2 separate regions of the Homo sapiens genome follow, and region 1 is linked to region 2. Evidence: read pairs that join two places in POLR2A ChIA-PET (ENCODE). Cell type or tissue: OCI-LY7. All regions are shown on one strand.

What was found. Peaks named below come from ENCODE experiments on the same cell type or tissue, not always from the same donor. Only the 100,000 strongest peaks of a DNase experiment are listed, where the experiment ranks them.
Region 1: POLR2A ChIA-PET joins it to region 2 with 7 read pairs; 2 of 35 experiments call an interaction of 5 or more read pairs at or near these places.

The regions. Positions count from the first base shown.
Region 1 is chr18:11,555,200-11,559,199 of GRCh38, reverse strand. No RefSeq gene overlaps it. Among named protein-coding and RNA genes, the nearest start is that of SLC35G4, 52 kb to the left of the region's middle. In OCI-LY7, no CTCF peak of the experiment used is centred here; no DNase peak of the experiment used is centred here.
Region 2 is chr18:10,481,093-10,485,092 of GRCh38, reverse strand. All of the region lies in intron 3 of APCDD1 (APC down-regulated 1), which reads right to left. Among named protein-coding and RNA genes, the nearest start is that of APCDD1, 28 kb to the right of the region's middle. RefSeq lists enhancers at 1,780-1,969, 2,010-2,059, 2,080-2,249. In OCI-LY7, a CTCF peak has its summit at 2,515 (motif pointing left); a DNase peak (open chromatin) is centred at 1,972; H3K4me3 peaks cover 1,134 bases; H3K27ac peaks cover 2,360 bases.

The DNA.
Region 1 (4,000 bases), 1.1 Mb before region 2:
CATGTCATTAAGTTTGAAGCCATTTTTCTTTCTTTTCTCTATAGGCTGCAACACTAGGTATGCTGTATTGACAAGAGCAAAGTATAACGCAGATCAATATGATCAGCTTTAAAGGGAACTGGAAGTACGGAGGATATATACCTTTAAACATATGATTTTTCTTGTAATGGGAAGTAGCTTTATTATTTCAGTTGTAGGTCAGCAGATGTAAATATTATACAAGCAATTCATTTTTGTGTGAAAAAAATTTTGAGAATATAGAGGTAAGAAGAAAAAAATTTTCTATAGTCTTTCCACTCCCAACACATCACTTAAAATGTTTTGCTGCGTTTTTTTCCAATATAAAATTTCTTCCACATATAAGGTTTTTCTTTACTTTGTTATGGTGATATTGTATGCATTATTGATTTTCTAATTCTCTTCCTTTTCACCTATTGTTATGTCATAAACTTTGAAACCCATTTTAATCTTAATAAATAATAATAATTATGGCTAACACTTATTGAGTGCTTACTATCAGACACTAACCAATTGCATGAATTAATACCTTTCCTCTTCACAGCAACCCTACCAGGCAGATCTATTGCTAGCCTCATGTTACAGACAAGAAGACAGAAGCCCAGAGAAGTTTCAAGAACTTGCCCATATGATAGACAAGAGCACACAAGAGAGTGAGGATTAGCACATAGGCAATCTGGATCCTGAGTTCGATTCTAACAACTGCTCTAAGTCATTCTCAAACAAATTATCAAGGTTATGAGGCAATGTTTATTTTAAGCAGAGGCACTGACAATTTTCACATGTAATCTTGCCTATTAATGTTGATATATCCATCACCTTGTAAAGTGCATAGCTCATAACAAGGACTCGGTGCATGCTTTTTTTTTTTGAATGAATGAATTAATTTCTAATTTGGATACAAGACATTAGCAAAATGCCATAGTAGATAAATATGTTGCATTGACTCAGTGAAATGTAAGTGAGGTAGAAAGTGTTTTCCGAAAATGGTGGCAAAAATGTTTCCCATCCTACTTGCCCTACCAGAACCTTGCCACTCCCTTTCAAATACTGAGTCCATGGCTGCTCTCCTTGAATCTTAGTGGCTCTTTGTAAGTCAGCCTCAGCTAATTAAGAGTGAGATAATTGATGCCATATGACTTCTGAGGCTCCGTCAAAACAGATGAAACAGCTTCTGCCCCACTCTCACCTGGGATGCTTGATTTTGGAACTCAGCCAGATTCTGGGTGGGAGCCAAGCAGCTGTGTGGAGGGGCCTTGGGGATGGGTGTTCCAGCCCACAGCTGCTGTCAGTCTCCAGACAGGTGAACACTGAGTCTTCAGATGACCTCAGCCCCAGGAGCTGCCCCTACTGATGCCACATGCAGCAGAAATGAGCCAGTCTCTCTGAGCCCAACCCAAATGTAGATTCATGAGGTCCATGAATGCTTGCTCTTGCTTACGCCACTGGGTTTGGGGCTGCTTGCTACATAGTAACAGGTAGCTAGGACATGAGGCTCACTGTTCATATTTATACATTTTAAGAATCACTTGGGGGCCAGGCACGGTGGCTCACGCCTGTAATCCCAGCACTTTGGGAGGCCGAGGAGGTTGAATCACAAGGTCAGGAGATCAAGACCATCCTGTGAATGGTGAAACCTCGTCTCTCCTATATATACAAAAAGTTAGCCGGGCGTGGTGGCAGGCACCTGTAGTCCCAGCTACTCGGGAGGCTGAGGCAGGAGAATGGCGTGAACCCGGGAGGCGGAGCTTGCAGGTGAGCCAAGATTGTGCCACCGCACTCCAGCCTGGGGGACAGAGCGAGACTCCGTCTCAAAAAAAAAAAAAAAAAAAAAAAAAGAATCACTTGGCTAAATAGGTAGTTGGAAACCAATTTGTGGATTAAAACAGCATCGATTTATTTGTAAAATTCTAGTATTTTATTTAGACTTTTACTATCACCTGCAGAAGTAGATACATTCTCTGACAGATAATTGTCTACTTTCAGCTAGACAATTATCAATGTTTTAACTTCTAGGACAAATTTACTTTCACTTTTAAAACAAATTTAGACTTGTGTGTGTGTGTGTGTGTGTGTGTGTGTGTGTGTGTGACTTGTTCAAGATCTAAGTAATCATGATCATCTCATTATCTTCTCTTCAGTTAAAAGGACCAAACCCATAAAAAGTGGCAGAAATAAAAACAGCAACAAACATAAATGGAAAACTTAGACCCTGAAATCTCAGAGGTTTGCTTTAAAATAATTGAAAAAAGAAAATCAAAGAGAATTTTATTTACTAATTTTATAGCTAGGTTGATTTAGGACTTGCTAGAAAAGTAGCAATATTATACTTTATTGATTTATGACTCTAGTTTTTCAATTGATATCTTTAGTTATTTAAAATATAAATGTATTGTGCCCTGATCTTGAGGATTGTATGTAAAATTGCTCAGAATCTTTACATACATCATCCCAATTAATTCTCACATAATCCCCTGACATAGTACTACATCACTCCATTTTCATAGAAGAGGACACTGAGGTTCATAGAAGTACAGTAATGCACTGCCTAACAAGGCTTTGGTCAGTGACAGACCCGGTATGGATGGTGGGCTCATAAGATTATGATGGAGCTGGACAAGCACGAATCATCTAGTGACATTGTAGCCTTTCTATGTCACAGTGCAGTACATTATTCATGTGTTTGTGATGGTGCTGGTATCAACAAAACTACTGTGCTGCCAGGGGTGTAACACTATAGCACACAATATAAGGTACAATATATAATACTTAATAATGAAAATAACTACGTTACTAGTTTATGGGTTTACTGTACTTTTTATTGTTATTTTAGAATGTAATCTTTCTACTTATTAAAAAAGGTTAACTGTAAAGCAGCCTCAGGCAGATCCCTCAGGAGGTGTTCAGAAGGCACTGTTATTCCAGGAGATGGCAGATCCATGCATGTTATTGCCCCTGAAAATCTTCCACTGGGACAGGATGTGGAGATGGAAGACAGTGATGTTGATGATCCTGACCCTGTGTAGGCCTACATGGGCTAATGCAGGTGGTGTTTGTGTGTTAGCTTTTAACAAAAAAAAAAATATTAAAAAGCTAAAAAAAAAGAAAAGAAAAAAGCTTATAGAATATTTTTGTACAGCTGTACAACCTGTGTTTTAAGCTGTTATTACAAGTCAAAAAATTAAGAAAAATTAAGTTTATAAAGTCAAAAAGCTACAGTAAGCTAAGGTTAATTTATTATTGAAGAAAAAATTAAAAACATATTTAGTGCAGCCTAAGTGTACGGTGTTTAATAAAGACTACAGTAGTGCACAGTAATGTCCTAGCCTTCACATTCAGCCACCACTCATTCACTGACTCAGAGCAAATTCCAGTCCTGCAAGCTACATTCATCGCAAGTCCCCTCTTGAGGTATATCGTATTTTATCTTTCATGCCCTATTTTTAACTGTTCCTTTTCTGTGTTTAGATATGTTTAGGTACACAAATACCATTGTGTTGCAATTGCCTGCAGTATTCAGTACAGTAACATGTGGTACAGGTTTGTAGCCTAGGAGCAATAGGCCCTATCATACAGCCTAGGTGTGTAGTAGGCTGTTCCATCTAAGTCTGTGGAAATGCGCTTTCATCATTCATGCAAAGAGACAAACATCTTATGACACATTTCTAAGAATGTATCTATGTTGTTCATTGATGACTGACTGTATGTGATCACATTTTATCAGCAATTGATGCAGACCCTAATCTGGACATAATGCAGTGCAACCATTCACTATTGCTAATGCAATAACATTCTTCAAAGCTGCATTGGATGAATTAAAACCAGAAATTGTAGATGCCTGCTACAGGAACTTATGGAGTGAAGCCATGAATGATTTTAAAAGCCTCTCTGGGGTCAGTGGAGAAGTTAGGAAAATCATTCGTGCAGCAAGACAGGTTGGTGGAGAAGGGTTGCTGACATGCTTGCTGAAGTGGCAGAAGAT
Region 2 (4,000 bases):
GATGTGAAGAAATTGGAACCCTTAAACACAGCTGATGAGAATATACAATGGTCCAGCCACTATGGAAAACAGTAAGGTGGTTCCTCAAAAAACAAAACAAAACAAAACAAAAAACAACAAAACAGAATTACCATATGACCCAGCAATCTCACTTCTGGGTATGTACCCAAAAGAGTTGAAAGCAGGGACTTGAATAGATATTTGCACACCCATGTTCACATCAGGGTTATTTACAATAACCAAAAGGTAGAAGCAACCCAAGTGTCCACTGACAGATGGATGGATCAACAAAATGCGGTCTATCCATACAATGAAATACTCTTCAGCCTTAGGAAGGCAGGAAGTTCTGACACCCGCTACAATAGGGATGAACCTTGGGGACACCCTGGTAAGTGAAATAAGCCAAACACAAAAGGACACTGTATGATGTCACTTATATGAGGTTCCTAGAGTGATCAAATTCATAGAGACAGAAAGTGGAATGGTGGTTGCAGGAGCTGGAAGGGGGGGACAAGGAGTGGTTTAATGGGACTAGAGGTTCAGTCTGGGAAGATGAAAAAGTGGATGGTGGTGATGGTTGTATAATAACATGAATGCGATCAGTGCCACAGAACTGCACACTTAAAACTGGTTAAACGATACATTTTACATTATGTGTATTTTACCACAATTAAAATTTATTTTAATAAAAAAAGTTAGGAGACACAAAGAAAAATAAAAAGGCCAGCGCTCCACTGGCTGTGGATGAAATGGAGTTGTGTAGGAAACGCAAGGTCCTTTAGAAGAGGGAATGGAGGAGGCGGCCCGCAAGAAGGGAGAGCTGGAAGCTGCGGAGCAGCAAGCACACGCGCACACTGCCCTCTGTCCCGGTCTGCCCGCCTCCAGGTTCAGAAGGTTTCTGCGTTCCTCATCTGCTTCCTGCTTTCTCAGCTTTAAGCAAGACGGCCACAGCTCTGACCTTCCAGAAGACCCTCTCTTGCCTGGTCTATTTTATAACACGGACACAGCAGGGAACAAGGGCTGTCTAGGTTTGTGGCACAGAAAGGCCTCTCTGGTGAGAGGTGCACACGTCAGAGATGCTGGAAGTCAGGGCACAGGGTGCTTGAACACAGTGCCAGTGCCTCGCTGTCTGACCAAGGTCTTCAGACACCTCTGAGCCCGGGCTGCCTCCTCCTGCACCTGGGTCATCCCTCCGCTATTCTCCTTCCACCCAGGGGGTGCAAAGCTGGTAGGCTAGCAGAACGCTGACCACTAGCAGCACGTGCCGATCGGATCAGGCTGTGGTAGGGAGGTAGAAGTTGGTAGCTCAGTGTTCTGGGGACGGCTGGGCCACCCCAGCCCCGTGCTCCCATGCCATCAGTTCATGGCCTCACATCTGTCCTGTGGCCAAGGCTGAGGGGCACCCACTGACTGGGCAGGCACACACTTGTTCTCTAGCAGTTCTCTAAAGTTGGAGATCTCAGTCACCAGGGTCTTTGGGTTTACAGCCCTCACTCAACATGTGATTTCGTTGTGGTCGCTGTTTGGTTTCCCAGAGAGGGCAGGAAGAGCTGTGGGCTTCCCAGCTGCTGCTCACTAACTTGCGCTGCTGCTGTGTGCATTAGATGGGCATAGAGTTGCACTTCAGGCGAGATAATGTTTCCTTTGCTAACATGGTTTGTGGCTTGTAGACAATTGGATCAAAGAGCTGCAGCATTGAGATGAAGGCCAAGTCCTGGGCGTCCCCAAGCTCTACGTGCATTTTTTGGCCTGCAGTTTCCTACAGAGGGCTTAGGGGCACACGGAGAAACTGCCTGCAACCTGTGCTCAGCAGTGAGCTGCCCTCTGCAAGTTACAGGAGAAATGGAGATGAGCTCCTGCATGAGGCCCATTAGGCCAGAGCTTAATTACGTCACGGAAAGATGTCTCCGGCCAGTTCCTGGGGGCCAAGGCCAGCCCCGGCCGCTTCACAGCTGGTGATTTTGGGCAAGCTATTTATTTCTCTCCATTTCAACTTCCTCATTTTTACAATGGTGATCATTATACTTACTTGCATAACTGCTGCAAGAAATGAACAGCAGATTAAGGTGGTTCCCACTCAGTGCACCCACTTGGTGTGAACATTAAATAAAGGCCTTTCTGACACCCTATGTGCCACTATCTTTCAAATGCACCTTAAGGTGAAGAAAATACAAACTGAGTTAAAAGAAAGCATCACTGAGTACGGTAGCTTTGCCTTTACGTTTCCTTGGTCAACTACTATGGGGTAAAGGTTCCAGAGTTTTCACCTTAACAAGAGTTCTGATATTCAAAACACAGGATGGAAAGTTAGTATGACATAGTGTGCCCAGCCCAGGGCTCCTGCATAACTGCTGGAACAGTCACCATTGAAATCAGGCCTGTGGTCCTGGTGTGGGGACCAGTGACACCCCCTCTGACACTGGCTGGGAACTTGGATTCAAATCACGAAAACTTCACAGCCAGGAAGGTGGTGTTCTCTTGTGATGCCTGTTATCAGACACAAGCTGTGCAGGAGCCGGCCCCTGGCTCAGCACCACCTACAGGTGAGCCCAGCACATGCTGAAATAAGAGAGGCCACATGAAGCACTCGTACCATCAGGGTAACAAGAAGCGCGGAGTCAGATCTTCCCGTCAGCCAGGAGGAGCTGCGCACTCCTACCATTTGCAGCTCATCGCTGGTAGTGGCTACCCCCTCCGCCTGGGCAGGTCCCCAAAGCCTAGCTGGCAGCCCCGCTTCCCCAACCCCAGCCTTCAGCTCCCCTCTGCGCCATTCCCCACAACTTGGTTTGCCATCTGTAATTTGGGAATTTAAAAACATCAGTTGCAACTCCTTCATTTCTGGTCATTCTAAGGAGGTGAGAGTCTCAATTCCTGAAAAGATTTAATTTGTCAAATACCAGGATCAATTCAGGAAGAGCTCAGAGAGCTTCTAAGGTGGGGGTGGGAGAGAGAAATGAAATAAGGGACGTTAGTTCTTGCAAGAGATGCTTCTGGGATGACGTCGAGGAGCAACTGCTGTTTGGCTCAGACAAGGCAAAGGCTCGGGGGAGGGGAGGGGGCACTGCTGTCGCCTGGGCTGTTCCAGAATGAGTGTTTTCAGAGGTGCTTTCCTTTAGCAATAATGAGGCCGGGGTCCTGAGCTCCGAGACGAGGACCCAGTGGGACTTGGTCACTTCAGGAGGTTGATGGTCCTGGCTGAAGTGTTGCTGTTCCATAGCAGAGAAAAGCAGGCCAGGCACGGTTTTTGTGTTTTTGTTTGTTTTTTTTGTCTTGTGGAGAGCACAGGCGCAGGGAGGCTTGTTTTCCATCAGGTGGGCCTGAGAATTTAGGGAGGGTGCAGGGAGTGGGAGAAACCTGGCTCTTGGGTATTGGTCTTGCCAAATCCCTAAACTAGATGCTTTTTTTTTTTTATTACTGTGTTTAAAAAAATACCTAACATAGAATTTGCCATCTTAGCCATTTTAAAGTATATTCACACTGTTGTGCGGCTACCCCTGGAACCTCTTCATCTTCCCCAGCTGAAAATCTGCACCCACTAAACACTAACGCCTCATTCTCTCTCCTGCCCCTGGAAACCTCCATTCTCCTTTCTGTCTCTGTGGATTTGACTATTCTAGGTGCCTCATCTGAGGGGAACTATCACTATTTGTCTTTTTGTATCTGGCCTGTTTCACTTACTATAAGCTCCTCAAGTTTTATCGATGTTGTAAAATGTGTCAGAATTTCCATCCTTTTAAGGCTGATATTCATTGTATGACTATTCCACATTTTGTTGATTTATTCATCTGTCGATGGACATTTAGGTTGCTTCCACCTCTTGGCTACTGTGATTGATGCTGCTAGGACCATGTTTGTTCAAGTCCTTGCTTTTAATTCTTTTGGGTATGTACCCAGAAGGAGAATAGGTGGATCAATTTGGTAATTCTATGTTTAATTTTTGGGGGGAACCACCGTACCATTTTCTGGAGTGGCTCAATCATTTTACATTTCCATCAGCAAT